2 separate regions of the Homo sapiens genome follow, and region 2 is linked to region 1. The links are chromatin contacts, found by Hi-C or POLR2A ChIA-PET in ENCODE. All regions are on one chromosome and are shown on one strand. Each heading gives the region's core, a stretch centred on a gene start or an enhancer-like site at or near the end of the contact. The rest is flanking DNA. Distances are from core to core; before and after follow the strand shown.

Region 1 (7,938 bases), core at 2,713-5,212:
CAGGATTGGTGCGAAGTAGGAGATAAGTGGCGGAGAGGCTCTGGGTTTTGAAATTGGACTTCAGAGACCTCTCACTTTTAATCTACAGCCCTTTGAAATGCTAGTCATGCATGAACAGCATCCTATGCACTCCAGCACTAATAAATTTTTCAGCAGCTCCACTTTGAATTGAGCCTAATATCTACAGCACAGTTATTCTCTGAACCATAAGAACAGTGATCACAGCAAACTCACAGTGAGGGAAGATTTGCTCAGTTTGGCATTTGAAGCTTGCTAAAACCTTGGCTCAACCTGAATCTAATTCATACAGCTCCCTAACCTAAAGGATGCTTAAAACATTTTCCTGGCTCAATATCAAGCCCAGGCTCCCTAAGGCAGCCAGTCACCACCTCTCTCTTCCATGTCATCTCACTGCTCCTGGCCTTAAACTTCGTGCTCTCATAGCAACCCTGAGTGACCTGGAGGCCCTCTTTCTCCCTACACACCAGTACATTTTCTAACCAGTTTCTTTGCTCAGAAGTGTCCTCTCCCCGCCTCGCCTGCACGATTGCACGTGATTCCTACTCACCTCCACCAGGAAGCCTTCTCTGATGCCTCTGACTGGGAGAGGTACCCCTCTTTGCATAGCCTGCTCCACACATCATGTTAGAGTTCCTGGTTCCTCTTGATGACTCTGGGCTCTTTGTATCCACAGTATTCAGTGCCTGGCTTAGAGAAGGCTGTTGTTATCATGAGCGAGCCCTTTGATCCATGTAAACCGCTCACCCTCTGTCCCAGGGCTTACCATTCTTACTGGGATATGTCCCCTGCATTTTCAGAATGCCTGAAACTCTTGCTCGGTGTATTGTGTGCCTCTTTGTGTCACTGTGTATTTTGCTATCTGTTTAAGCCTTTCCCAAACACAGAGTATTTGGGAGAAAGACAGCAAGCAGCTTTTCCATCTCTATCCTCAAAACTTTAATTTAATGGCCAAACACATGGAGGTGCTTGATAAATAGCTGTCAGTAATGAGATGTTGATTTCTGTCTTCACTCTAGCTTCCACCCTTTTCCCATCAAATCCCACTCATCCTTAAGGTCTACCTCTTCCATGGACTGTTGCTTTTATTTTTCTTTAGAACACTTAGTCATTCACTGTACTTCACTTTTGGCTTATTATATTCTTATTTATTTATTTATTTATTTATTCTGATACAGGGTCTCACTCTGTCAATCATGGCTCACTGCAGCCTCGACCTCCAGGACTCAATCAATCCTCCCGCCTCAGCCTCCCAAGTAGCTGGGACTACAGGCCTGTGCCACCATGCCCAGCTAATTTTTGTATTTTTTTGTAGAGACGAGGTTTTTTCATGTTGCCCAGGATTTAACTGTTCTGTGTATGTACATAAGGTATCTCATACAAAGTTGTTTTTTTTTTTTTTTACAAAATTGTCTGTGTCTCATATTCTTTTGTAGCACTCTCCCCTCTGATATGTAAAATCATTTTCCTTCTTAACCTTACCAGGTTGAGATGAACAGGAAAGGACATCATATAAAAGCAGGTGAATGCCTTGTGTATACACGTTTGGGAAAATATGAAGTGTAGGTCTGGTGGGTTTGGGGAGTGATAAGGAGAAAATGAAACTAAAAGGACATTTTATAGAAGCATATTTAAGGATTAGCTGCTTAAATAATTGTTGTATTCATTAGCTTAATGAAAATGCTGAAAATACCTCAGAAAGGTGGAATAAAATGGGTCAAAAGTAAGAAAGACAAAAACATTAGTTTGGCTAAAGAGGGCAGTGCTGTGTGGTGGTCAGACCTTTGGTGTTAAATGAGCTGAGTTCCATTCCTTGCTCCTCCATTCACCATGAGACTTGGGCAAGTAACATCATTTCAAACCTCTGTATATCAGTAGTCATTTCAAACCCATTGTATAACAGGGCTGAGAGTACCTACCACATAGAGTTATTGCAACAATTACATGAGCTAATGCAGATTAATTCAAAGCCTGAGACAAATTAGCTTTTATTTTATTTTATTTTATTTTGGAGACAGGGTCTCGCTCTCTCACCCAGGCTGGAGTACAGAAGCATGATCTCGGCTCACTGCAGCCTTGACCTCCCAGCCTCAAGCAATTCTCCTGCCTCAGCCTCCCAAGTAGCTGGGCCCACAGTCATGTGCCACCACACCTGGCTAATTTTTATATTTTTTTGTACAGATGAGGTTTCATGTGCTGCCCAGGATGAGCCACTGTGCCCGGCCAAATGAGCTATTTATGATGATCATAAGGACACAAGATAAGGGTAAGGATGCAAGAGATTGAAGTGTAGAATTACTGTTGGTCACCGGGGGTGGTGGCTCACACCTGAAGTACTAGCACTTTGGGAGGCTGAGGCAGGAGTATTGCTTGAGGTAAGAGTTCAAGACCAGCCTGGGCAATTAGCAAGACCCTGGTCTCTACAAAATATTTGAAAATTAGCTGGGCATGGTGGCATATGCCTGTAGTCCCAGCTACTCAGGAGGCGGAGGTGGGAGGATCCCTTGAGCCCAGGAGTTCAAGGCTGCAGTGAGCTATGTTACCACCACTGCACTCCAGCCTGGGTGACAGAGCAAGACCTTGTCTCTTGAAAAAAACAAAAAAGAAAAAAACTATTACCATTGGTTAGTAATTAAGGAAGCAAGAGGCTTTTCATATGGAGCCAGCTGGGACCACAGCTACTTGGGGAGCTGAGGTGGGAGGATCGCTTGAGCCCGAGGCTATGGTAAGCTGAGATTGCACCACTGGACTACAGCCTGAGTGGCAGAGCCGACTCTGTCTCTAAAACAAAAACAATAGTACTTACTTAACAGAACTACTGGGAGACGTAAGAGGTATAATAATTGTAGAATGCTCTTAGCGTAACATCCATCATGCAGTAATTGCTCAATAATGTTAGTAAAATCTCCCAATGAGAAAGTTCAACATTATCTTCAACTCTTCTTTCTTGCTCCAGAAATCCAATCAGTTGCTACGTGCTGATGATTCTGATTCTGGCCCTGCAGTATCGCTTGCATGCACCTCCTCCTCCCTGTGCTCACTGCTGGAGAAAAGAGAACCTTGGCTGATGATTTATGGATCTACAAGTAATCGAAGCTTAACTGCCACAAAAATAACTTTATCCAGTCCTCCCCCCCTCCCCTGCACCTTCTCTAGTTAGCGCTGTAAGAACTTGGTTGCTCAGGTGGAAGGCATATAGATTGTATTGTATTTGAATAGCTCCCCAGGTAGCACAGTAATGTCTCTGCACTTGATTAAATAAGTCAGGTCAATTTTTCTGCAAGTTTTCCTCCATTGCAGCACTAACATCCACATTTAATTTGTTGCTTTATTTAACACCATCATCTGCTTTCAGGGCAAAATAAATAAAAAGGAACAATGGCCGGCCAAGGTGGCTCATATCTGTAATCCCAGCACTTTGGGAGGCTGAGGAGGGTGGATCACAAGGTCAGGAGTTCAAGACCAGCCTGGCTAACATGGTGAAACCCTGTCTCTACTACAAATACAAAAGTTAGCCAGGCACAGTGGCACGCGCCTGTAGTCCCAGCTACTTGGGAGACTGAGGCAGAAGAATCGCTTGAACCCAGGAGGCGGAGGTTGCAGTGAGCCAAGATCATGCCGCTGCACTCTAGCCTGGGTGACAGAGCAAGATTCTGTCTCAAAAAAAAAAAAAAAAAAAAAAAAAAAAGGAACAATTTGCCAGAGGAAAACCAGTTAGCTAAACCTGCTTTGCTTTGGCCAATCCCATGTTATGTGTCAACTGTCTCATTACAATTTGTTTATTTACAGGGAAGCCGCCAGTGTCTAAGATGTAAGGCATTCAGAAAATTGTGCAGATGATGGATTCACAGTACCTAGAATCCCCATGACTCAGTTTTCCACAAATGTGCTATTTGGGGAAATGCACACAGATCAGCAACTATTCACTTTTGCTGGCAGCACAAACATTGCTGACACGCACTCTTCCAAATTGCAAGCAGTTTCCACAGTGAAAACAATGAGAACAGAATCACAGCATTAAACAGTTGGCCGGGAATTTTAGAGATAACTTAATCTACCCCTTTGTTCTGGACACAGTCCTGTTTTAAGCTGTTTTGAATAGATAAAAAGTCCATGTTATTTTAATAGGTCTTCATCAGTAACCGTCTTCAAATATGACCACTCTCCAAATTAGACAGTAATTCCTCCAGTCTGGACCAGACAGTAGGGTTTCCTAGCCCAGAGCATTTGTCGACTTTCTCTTGTTGGTAAACAGCCAATTTCAAGGGTTTACCCATCTCTTCCCTGTATGTCTCGGGATTAAATTCTGATCTGTCTCAGCTTGCCAGTGACTGGTTTGGAGGGGGAAAGTGACCCAGTTCTGTGAAATAAAACCGTGGCAGGTCAGGCAAGGGGAGCTCCTAGATGCTTTTCTTGCTCCTAAAAGAAGACCTGTAGAAAAGCAGGTCATAGCTGCCATAGCTCCCTTGCCTCCATGAAGAGAACCAGCCAAAGATAAGGCCATCATAATGATGGTGGCAGAGCACAGATATGGAAAAAATATGGGTCTTTTTTTTTTTTTTTTTGAGACAGGGTCTCCCTCTGTCACCCAGGCTGGAGTACAGTGCCACAATCTCCACTCATTGCAACCTCTGCCTGCCAGGCCCAAGTGATCCTCCCACCTTGGCCTCCTGAATAGCTGGGACTACAGGCTCATGCCACCATGCCCGGCTAATTTTTGTATTTTTTATACAGACAGGGTTTCACTATGTTGCCCAGGCTGGTCTCAACTTCCTGGGCTCAAATGATCTATCCACCTAGGCCTCCCAAAGCTCTGGGATTATAGGCATGAGCCATTGTGCCTGGCCAGAATCTGAGTCTTTGATAATATTATTGAGACGCTGAATCAACCAACCTGAAACCACCCTACCTCAGAATTTTTTTGCTATGTGAACTAGTAAAATGTCTTTAGTGTTTATAGATTGATGACTAGAAATCAGTGGCTTTTTTTGTTTTTTTTTTTTGGTTGAGAATTTTACTGTAGAATGACATTCAAGATTCCATTCACAGGTAAAAGTCATTCCAGAGAATGGAACAATATTTGACATGCAAGCATTTAAAGAAAGGAGAGGTAAACAGTGGTAACTACTTCGGATTCACTGAGACCAAGCGTGCCAAGCTAAACATTCCTTTTTTGATAGGATTAGTAGATTACATGCCGGAGGAAGTCACCACCATCACATATTGGATTTCAGCAAGCATTTGATAAAATTGCTTATAATATTTTGGCCAATATTGGATGGAAAAATATTGAGGAGATGATGTAGTGCTGAAGAAAGACAAGATGCTGAGGAAGACAAGACTGGTTAACAGATCATGGCATTTTAAAGGTACAGTGACAGCCTTGAAAAAGAAAGAAATTCTGTCATTTGCAAAACAGAGATGGACTTAGGGAACATTATGCTAAGTGCAATAAGCCAGGCACAGAAAGACAAATACTGTATGTCTTCACTTATATTTGGAATCTAAAACAATCAAACTCATAGAAACAGAGAGTAGAATGGTGGTTACCAGAGGCTGGGGGCTGGGGGAATGAGGAGTTGATGGTCAAAGTATACAGCCTCAGTTAGACAGGAGGAGCAAGGTTGTGTTTTGGTTTGGTTTTGAGATAAATTGCACTGCGTGGTGAAGGTAGTTAATAATCGTGTATAGTACTTTTCAAAATTGCTAAGACAGTAAATTTCCAATGTCTTCACCACAAAAAAAAAGTATTTGAGGTGATGTATATGTTATTTAGCTTGATTTAATTACTCCGCATTGTATTCATAAGTCATAACATCATGGGCTGGGCCTGGTGGCTCACGTCTATAATCCCAGCACTTTGGGAGGTCAAGGCGGTAGATCGCTTTGAGCCCAGGAGTTCAAGACCAGCCTGGGCAACATGGCAAAACCCTGTCTCTACCAAAATTACAAAAGCTAGCTGGGCTTGGTGGCGTGCACCTGTAGTCTCAGCTACTCGGGAGGCAGAGGTGGGAGGATTGCTTCAGCACGGGAGACAGAGGTTGCACTGAGCCGAGATTGTGCCACTGCACTCTAGCCTGGGTGACAAAGCCAGATCCTGTCTCAAAAAAAAAAAAAGAAAAAGAGAACCATAACATCACTTTGTACCTCATAGGGATAGAAAGGGGGTGATCCCTTTTCTCCCCATCCTGAGGGTCCAAGCTGACACTCCTATAAAAAAGGACAGGTTAACAAGAGAAAAGCATACAAATTTATTTAATCATAGTTTTATATGACATGGGAGCCTTTAGAATGAAGACCCAAAGATACAGGTAAAACCATCCATTTTTATACTTAGGTTCCATGAAGAATGGACCGCAGTGTAGAACTGTGTTTGGACAGAAAAGGTATAATCTTATGGAAATAGACCGAGTGGGGAATCCCAGCAAGGCCTGTCTGTTAAGGTTCTTCCTGGCCTCTCTGTGCAGCTGTCTTCCTTCCAGGTATGAGGCAGAACCCTTTTTGGAATGAGTGTCTTATGACCTATCGTTAAACAATGTAAGTCAGAGATTTCTTTATGGCCAGGTCTTACACAGGAAGGTCGGGGAGTGGCAGGAGGTTAGAGTAATGTTTTTAGGTTTTATGGCTGGCTTTGAGGAACAGGAGTTCTAGTTTCTATAACACACCTTGGGGAAGAAGGATTATAGTTTTTATGGCTAGCCTCGGGGGAGACTGATGGGCCAGAGACAGGAGGGAAGGAGAAGGTCAGAGAGAACTTGCTTCTGAGGCTACCTCTGAGGCCTTCACTTTGGGATATTGTTTTCTGAGCCACAACAATCTCATAAATATATACAACTATAATCTGTCAATTTACAATTAAAATAAATTTTAAAAAATAAAGATACTGTGACAGGTAACAAACAGATACATGGTTCAGGCAAACAAAGAGGATGGGGGAGGTTGGCAAGTGTCTAATGGGAATGGTGGGCACACTAATAAGTGGGCAGTGTACTTGAGTCAGGAGCAAATGGTAGTCCTCGGCAGGCAAGAATGGGCACCACAGAAAGATGGACAGGCCACAGGCTTGTAATTTTAGTATTGGGGTATGGGTGGGGAGAAGTCTCTGCATGAGGATATATGCAAAATGGATGAAAAGATCCCAAGTTTAAACATGTTTTTAAAAAAATATAAAGGTACTCCAGTTAGAGAATAATGGGGATAAAAAGCAGTTTATTGAAACGGTAATTTCAGAAAGCATTGGCCAGGTGCAATGGCTCATGCCTATAATCCTAGCACTTTGGGAGGCCAAGGCAGGAGGATCACTTGGGGGCAGGAGTTCAAGACCAGCTATGAGTTTGGGCAACATAATGTGACATCATCTCTACTAAAAACAAACAAACAAACAACAACAACAACAAAAAAAAAACAAAAAAAAAAAACATTAGCTGGTTGGTGTCGCACATGCCTGTGGTCCCAGCTAGTCGGGAGGCTGAGGCAGGAGGATCACTTGAGCTGGGGAGGTCGAAGCTGCAGTGAGCTGTAATGATGCCGCAGCATTCCAGCCTGGGCCACAGTTAGACCCTGTCAAAAAAAAGAAAAAGAAAAAGAAAAAAGAAAGGGTCACATGCATGGCAGAAGCTCGGCTGTTAGCCCTAAGGGCCAGCACTGTACAAGGAGGAATCACAATCCTGTGCTGAGTTCTAGATTTTTGGTCTGGAGACCTTCAAATTCTGAGTATTATCCCTAGACAAATGGGGGAGACCACGCCCATAGAGAGAAGTCAGGTGGCCTAAGCTATAGAGAGGAGGGATACAAAGGGAAAGAATCAGGAAGTGCCTTATCCCCACGTAGGGTCAACCAGTAGGTCTATACCAGCTTTGTGGGAAAGCTCTTAATTATTTGTCTGAGAGCTTTGTCTATGACTCTGACCTATTCAAATAG
Region 2 (7,938 bases), core at 3,326-5,825, 450 kb before region 1:
GGCAGGAGAATTGCTTGAGCCTGGGAGGCGGAGGTTGCAGTGAGCCGCGATCGCACTATCGCACTCCAGCCTGGGCAACAAAAGCAAAACTCCATCTCAAAAAAAAAAAGAAAAAAAAATGCAAATTCAAGATCAGAGATCCTACCTTTCCTACCTTGTTCATTAAAAAAAAATTTACTTCCTAGACCAGGCATGGTGGCTTATGCCTGTGAACCCAGCACTTTGGGAGGCCAAGGCCAGAGGATCGCTTGAGCTTAGGAGTTCGAGACCAGCCTGGGCAACAAAGCAAGACCCCATCTCTATCTTTAAAAAAAAAATTTAAAAAAAATTTAGTTCCTAAACCAGGTGTGGTGGCTGGTGGCTCAAAAAAAAAAAAAAAATACAAAAATTAGCCAGTCATGGTGGTATGTGCCTATGGTTTCAGCTATTCAGGAGGCTCAGATGGGAGGATAGTTTGAACCCAGGAAGTCGGGGTTGCAGTGAACCATGATGACACCACTGCGCTCCAGCCTGGGCAGCAGAGTGAGACCCTGTCTCAAAAAAAAAAAAAAAAAAAGTTCCTATAGATGGTCTAGTATAATACATCATAGGCAGAGAATGAGTGAAGGCAGGAAGGAGAGAATGTGTGCAGCCATTATGTTACTGCTGAACACATAACAAAGAAGAATATGGTGTTCCCTGCCTTAAAGGGGTGCACAATGTGGTGAAGGAGACAGGTAAACAGATTATTACAAGTGACTGTTGTTAGAACATGATGAACAAGGTGTTTTGGAGAACATGGAGAAAACTTCACTGTAGAAAGTAAAAAGTTTCCTCTTCAAAGTTTCCCTTCTTGTTAAAGAATAAATCATAAGTGTTAGAAATAATAATTTCTTTTAAAGACTAACTTCCTTTAAGCCTCCTTGCTTTGTGCAAATAACTCTCTGTTAAGCCCTATCCTATGTAGCTGTTAGACATGCTCACAGGCACATAGTACTTTCTATGTCCTTGTACTTTAACCAAGATATTTGTGCTGGACGTGCTCACAGGCATGTCCCAGCTCGCAGCCTATGCCCCTTCCTTATTTGGGAATATTATTACTTTTCTAAGTCCTTTGGTAAGCAACTTCCTCTTTTCCTCTGTTCTCCATTGCTTTTACCTATTTTTAAAAGTTTTTAAGCTGTTACCAATCGGGTGCAGTTTAGACTGTGAGGTCTGGCTCCAGCCAATGGAGACAGGACACAGTAGCAAGGACAAGCTGCATAAGGAATAAAAATTGCTTCCCTCCTTTGTTCAGATGTGCTGTCACCATTGTTCCATCTGCGAGGAGCACCCTTTCTGCAGAAAGTAAAATTGCCTCGTTGAGAGAATTTTTGTCTGAATGCTAATTTTTCCTTGTGGTACCAAGGAACAAGCATTCTGTTTTTAAATAAACATTTTACATATAACATTCATGGAGGAGGGCAAGAAACCATCAGGCAGATGGGGTGGAGAACCACTTGTGAAAAGGCAACCAGATGTGAAAATTATGGTGTTAGAGGGAGTGCAAGTATGACCCATTATAGGACGTTCAAAACAATGAAGAGATTGCCCAGGTTGTGATCTGGGGTTGCTTTCAGGGAGTTGTCATAGAAAGTAAGCAGTCGGGGCCTGGCGTGGTGGCTCATGCCTATAATTCCAGCACTTTGGGTGGCAGAGGCGGGAGGATCACTTAAGGCCAGGAGTTCAAGACCAGGTGAGGCAACATGTTCTCTATTAACAACATGTTGTCTAGCCTGGTCTTGAACACATAACATCTTTCTTATGCTACTGCTTACTTTTTGTTGTTGTTGTTAATAGGGATGTTACAACAGCATCTCTATTAACAACAACAACAACAAGAAGTAAGCAGAAGCATAAGAAAAAGTCGGGGCCGGGCGCAGTGGCTCACGCCTGTAATCCCAGCACTTTGGGAGGCTGAGACGGGCGGATCAGGAGGTTAGGAGGTCAAGACCATGCTGGCTAACATGGTGAAACCCCATCTCTACTAAAAATACAAAAAATTAGCCAGGCGTGGTGGCGGGCGCCTGCAGTCCCAGCTACTCGGGAGGCTGAGGCAGGAGAATGGCGTGACCCCGGGAGGCGGAGCTTGCAGTGAGCTGAGACTGCGCCACTGCACTCCAGCCTGGGAGACAGAGCGAGACTCCTTCTCCAAAAAAAAAAAAAAAAAAAAAAAAAAGAAAAAGTCAAGTGGTTTTGTGATTTTGTGATTACAAGAGGAATAAGTTTTCTGATTGGTGAATTTCATACTAATGAACTCAGTCTGCTCAGCCTTTTATCTTTCCCTCCTCCCATTTTTTCTCTCTCCTATTTTTTTTTTTTTTTTGTCCCTGCCTCTGGCCTCATGCATTCCCATTTGCTGTCTTGGGTTAAGGAGCTTGCAGTTGTCTAGCTGTGCTAAGTGACTACGTAGCTATAATTGCAATTATGGGGCTAGTGGGGGAACATTAGTAAGCCCAACTGACTGCTGATTTAGAGCTATATTCTCCAATCAGATTTACTAATAATGAAAGCAATATTTTAATTTCTGTCTGTTGTGTTTTTCAACTGGTTATAATTTCAGGAGTGGAAAGCCAGGTATGGTGGCTCACGCCTGTAATCCCAGCACTTTGGGAGGCCAAGGTGGGCAGATCACGAGGTCAGGAGATCAAGACCATCTTGGCCAACATGGTGAAACCCCGTCTCTACTGAAAATACAAAAATTAGCTGGGCGTGGTGGTGCGCACCTGTAGTCCCAGCTACTCGGGAGGCTGAGGCAGGAGAATTGCTTGAACTGGGGAGGTGGAGGGTGCAGTGAGCTGAGATCGCACCAATGCACTCCAGCCTGGGCGACAGAGCGAGACTCTGTCTCAAAAGAAAAAAAAAATTCAGGAGTGGAAAGAGGTGAACAATACTGAACACCCAAAACCCAACAATCTGGAATACTGAACACCTGGGGCCAACTTAAAATTCAACCATCTGAAATATCTCACACTTGGACCAAAAGAATTTGAACAGGCAGGAGGAAAGATATAGGTATTGGGTCAGAAGAGTTTAGAAAAGCAGGAGTAAGTAAATTATAAGTCAAGGTTCCTGTTGCAACTGTTTTGCTTTTCTTGAAAAGATCACATTATATGACATTGACTCTCAAGCTTCAGACTCTTCAGTAGCCCCTAGGGAGCTTGTTAAAACCACAGAGACATGGGGACTATGACTTGAACTCAGAAGACCTTGGGCAGGGCCCCTTCACTAGTATGTTCAACTAGTCTCTGAGGTGAGCAAGCAGTCTAAAGTTTGAAAACATCTGTTCCAGGGTATATCGGATCCCAAATCAATGCACTTAGAAGAAAAATAACAATTTCAAAAACATTTCTAATCATACTAGAAGCAGATGAATTTTTTTTTTTTTTTTTTTTTTTTTTGCAGATAGCAAGTGACATAATAGAGAAACATGGGAGAAATCAATCAGACTTGAGACAGACAGGTGATGGTGAAGGAGGAAGAAAGGTGATGGGAGTGAATTAAAAAGAAACTTGGGTGGGGCACACCAGGTGGGAGGAAGTGGGAGAACAGTTTAGGCTGGGTAGGGGCTGAGTATGCAATCACTGGCAGAGTTACGAAGTGACTGAAGCCCAGGGACGTGGAAAGCAAACAGTTCTCCTGGGAACCTGAAAGGGTGACACACAGGCGGAGAAGTGAGCCCTGCTTTGCAGAGTTCCTGTTCCAGCCAGGCTTCTGGCCAAATGTCTTGAGTTACCAACCTCTGGAGTCCTGTTTCCACTGGGAACTGGCCCAGACAAAGGAGACGAATATACGTGTGGAACACCCTCCTCCATCCACTTTTATTTATTTATTTATTTATTTGAGACAGAGTCTTGCTCTGTCACCTAGGCTGGAGTGCAATGGCACAATCTCGGCTCACTGCAACCTCCACCTCCTGGGTTCAAGCGATTCTCCTGCCTCAGCCTCCCAAGTAGCTGGGATTACAGGCACGTACTACTTACTATGCCCAGCTAATTTTTTTTTTTTTTTGTATTTTTAGTACACATGGGGTTCACCATGTTGACCAGGCTGGTCTCGAACTCCTGACCTCAAGTGATCCGCCCACCTCGGCCTCCAAAGTGCTGGGATTACAGCCATGAGCCACCTCACCCGGCTCCATTTACTTTTATAGGAACATTGCAGAATCAATGATGGATCCTACAAAATCACTCTAGTGGTGCATGCACTTAAAGGTACTTAAAGCTGTCACTAGGTGAGATAACATTCACAAACACTTTGTAAAGCATAAAACACTAAACAAAGCAAAGGTGTATTACTCTGATTCTCCTGGGTCTCATGTTTCCCAGGGTCTTCCATGTGAGACAGCACTCCTTAGGGACTGCCTATGACCCTGGAAGATCCCACTTAGGTCCTTCTTACAGGCTGGTCTTGTGCTGGTTAAGAGTTTGTAAGTGCTCAATGTCTTATGATGAAGGCATGAATATAAGCCACCATGCAATTTTTCTTCCTTTTTTAAAATCAGTGAGCAGTCTTTTCTTCCCACACCCCCACCCCACCTACTGCCTGTTTGAGTCAGTGTTCATGAACCTTCCTCTCACAGATTCTACTGTCTTGATCACCCACGAAACAGTTTCCCTACGCTGCAAGAAACAATAAGGGAACTTGCAAACAAATACTTCTGCCTGATGACAATTGTATATGAATTGAAATAGGACCTCTATTAAAGGTGACTGATATACCATTTTCCAAACTGAACTACTCTATTCTTTTTCTGCAAAGCATTAGTTTGTAGAAAAACTCTGTTGCTCTCCAGAAAGTCAAGTTGAAAGGTTTAGAGATTGACATAAACATCCTGTGCTTTCTCTAAGTGTTCACTTACGGATCATGAATCTATGGCAACCATTCTCAAACAGGTGTTTATATTCAGCCTGCACCGACTGATTTATTCCCTTGACAAGTATTTTTTGAGAGCATATATGTAGCAGTCCCTGCACTTGGGCCCAGGATACAGAGGTAACCAAGACAGAGAAGATCCCTGACTCTGAGAAGATCAGGCACATATGTCCTAAGTTATTGCCTATAGGGTAAATAGTACTTAGGTCTCTGCCATTACAAGACCAAAGTAGAAAACCTGGAATATTTGGGGGTGGGTAATGAGGAAGCAGCAAGGGGCAGTAAAATATTGTTTGGGGGAGTAAGAGTTTCTCATACAATGGGACTCCTCTAATGCCTCCAACATAGCATTCATTCTTATTTGCTTGTCCCCTGTAAGATAATGCAAAGGCACTTGCACTTTGAGTCCCAGAAGGAGCAGAGACTGGAAAAAAACAAGGAGAAGAGTGCGGCCTGACAAAGAACCAAAAAAAGACTAATTAGCTAAGAGTTCTGGTCTGGGCGTGGTGGCTCATGTCTGTAATCTCAGCATTTTGGGAGGCTGAGGTGGGTGGATCACCTGAGGTCATGAGTTCGAGACCAGCCTGACCAACATGGTGAAATCCCGTCTATACTAAAAAATACAAAAATTAGCCGAGTGTGGTGATGAGCGCCTGTAGTCCCAGCTACTCAGAAGGCTGAGGCAGGAGAATTGCTTGAACCCGAGAGGCGGAGCTTGCAGTGAGCTGTGATCGCACCACTGCACTCCAGCCTGGGCAACAAAGCGAGAGACTCTGTCTCAAAAAAGAAAAAAAAAGAAAAAAGGAAAGAAAAAAGAGTTCTGGGCCAGACATGGTGGCTCACACCTGTAAGTCCAGCATTTTGGGAGGCAGAGGCAGGAGAATTTCTCGAGGCCACGAGCTTGAGACCAGCCTGCACAACATAGCCAGACCCAGTCTCTACAAAAAAATTAAAAATTACCCAGGCATGGTGGAGGCTGAGTGGGGAGAAGTTGGAAACTACATTGAATTATGATTGCACCACTGCACTTCAGTCTGGGGCAACAGAGCAAGACCCTGTCTCTTAAAAAAAAAAAAAAAAAAGAGTTATGGCTAGCACTGCTCAGCTTAGTGAAGCTATCTGGCCACTGTCATCATTTATTCAGTACCATGGACCTGGACCAGCATCTTTTTGCTGAGTTTTGAGTGTATTATATAATTCCTGATCAGCACTGTTAGAGCTTTGAATACCTCTTGAGCAGTCTATTGAAATTTGTGAACTGAATACATATTTCACATTTTGAATAGGTAAAACATTCACGTGGTTCGTAATTCAAAAAGTATAAGAGTACACAGTAAAAAGCCTCCCTTTTACATTTGTTCTCTAGCTGCTCAATATCCCACCTCTGAAGGAATCCAGTTAGTTTGTTAAAAAAATGTTTTGTGGGTACATAGTAGGTATATATATTTATGAGGTACATGATCAGTCAGTTTTTTAGATATCCTATTTTATCCATATTTTATGGGTATAGTAAGTAGGATTTTTAAAAATAAGTTTTGGCCAGGAATGGTGGCTCATGCTTGTAATCCAGCACTTCAGGAGGCTGAGGTGGGAGGGGTCGCTTAAGCCCAGGAGTTCGAGACCATCCTAGGCAACATGGTGAAACCCTGTTTCTAAAAAATTTAAAAATTAGCCGGGCATGGTGGTGTGCATCTGTAGTCCCAGCTTCTCAGGAGGCTGAGGCCCACTTGAGCCCAGGAGGTTGAGGCTGAGGCTGCAGTAAGCCATGTTTGCACCACTGCACTCCAGACTGGGCAACAAGTGAGACCTTGCCTCAAAACATTTTATTTTATTTTATTTATTTTTTGAGGCCTAGTTTAGCTCTTGTTGTCCAGGCTGGAGTGCAATGGTGCCATCTCGGCTAACTGCAAACTCTGCCTCCCAGGTTTAAGCGATTCTCCTGTCTCAGTCTCCCAAGTAGCTGAGATTACATGCATGCACCACCACACCCAGCTAATTTTGTATTTTTAGTAGAGACAGGGTTTCACCGTGTTGGTCAGGCTGGTCTCCAACTCCTGACCTTGAGTGATCCACCTGCCTCAGCCTCCCAAAGTGCTGGAGTTATAGGGGTGAGCTACTGTGCGTGGCCAAATAAAATTATTTTATTGTTTATATTGAAGGTATACAACATGATGTTATGGAATATGTCGTATCAATAGTAAATAGGTTACTATTGTGAAGCAAATTAACATATCCATCGTCTCACATAGTTACCTATGTTTTTGTGACAACAGTAGCTAAAATCTACTTATTTAGCATGAATCTCATACATAGCGTAAACTTATTACCTATAGCTCTCATATACATTAGCTCTCTAGGCTTGTTCTCATGTACATTAACTCTCTAGACTTGTCCTAAATATCTGCTACTTTGTACCCTCTGATCTACATCTCTGATTCTCCATCACTCCACCCCACAACCTGCTCCAGGTAACCACTGTTTTGTTGTCTATCTCTGTATTAGAGTAAATAGGATTCTTAACTAGCCCTCTAATTTGAGAACCGTATCTCAGCCCTGTGACAACCTGTTCTTCTAGAGTATATCCTGTTCCACAGGATTTATATGAATCGGAAGTTCAGATTTTCGTTTCCAGATGAGTTTAGTGCGAGCTGTCCTCAAGAGGGGAAGAAAACAGAAAAAACAATTTGGAGAGACAGGAAAAATGTATATGTTAAAGTGTTAATACTCTCAGAGAATTTTATGCCATCAAAGCAATCTCTACCAAACAAGGTTATACTATCAAGTTTTAAAAATCTGGTTTCCTAAAGAAAACTACACATGGTTCTATCAAATTACAAAAAATAAGTGATTGCTAAGTGCTGTGTACTGTTCTAAGTACCTTATACAAATTACATCATTTAAACTTCCCAACAACCACATGAAGGTAAGTATATTTAATAGGTGAAGAAAACAAAGGACAGAGAAATTAAGCAAAGTGTGTTTTCAAACCCCGACTGGGGGCTCCAGAGCTCTCACTCTTAACCTAAATGATACTTATTGTCTGTT

The links. Hi-C counts contacts between places; a loop is a spot of excess contacts on that map. ChIA-PET counts read pairs that join two places held with the same protein, here RNA polymerase II (POLR2A). Pooled maps may share reads with other maps.
Region 2: POLR2A ChIA-PET joins it to region 1 with 12 read pairs in Panc1. The contact joins two enhancer-like sites. A Hi-C loop is called at or near these places in 3 of 50 pooled maps. POLR2A ChIA-PET finds 5 or more read pairs at or near these places in 3 of 52 experiments (GM12878, Panc1 and activated B cell).

What each region holds. Positions count from the first base shown.
Region 1 is chr12:92,998,860-93,006,797 of GRCh38, reverse strand. LINC02413 (long intergenic non-protein coding RNA 2413) reads right to left here. Exons shown (of 4, transcript XR_945212.3): 2 at 2,825-3,061; 3 at 569-704. LOC643339 (a long non-coding RNA gene) reads left to right here. Exons shown (of 5, transcript NR_040096.1): 4 at 2,200-2,284; 5 at 2,975-3,040. Among named protein-coding and RNA genes, the nearest start is that of LINC02413, 12 kb to the right of the region's middle. Within about 2 kb of position 3,962, at least 3 of the 41 ENCODE cell types and tissues checked have a DNase peak (open chromatin) inside an H3K27ac peak, as active enhancers do.
Region 2 is chr12:93,444,733-93,452,670 of GRCh38, reverse strand. No RefSeq gene overlaps it. Among named protein-coding and RNA genes, the nearest start is that of UBE2N, 6.8 kb to the right of the region's middle. Within about 2 kb of position 4,575, at least 5 of the 41 ENCODE cell types and tissues checked have a DNase peak (open chromatin) inside an H3K27ac peak, as active enhancers do.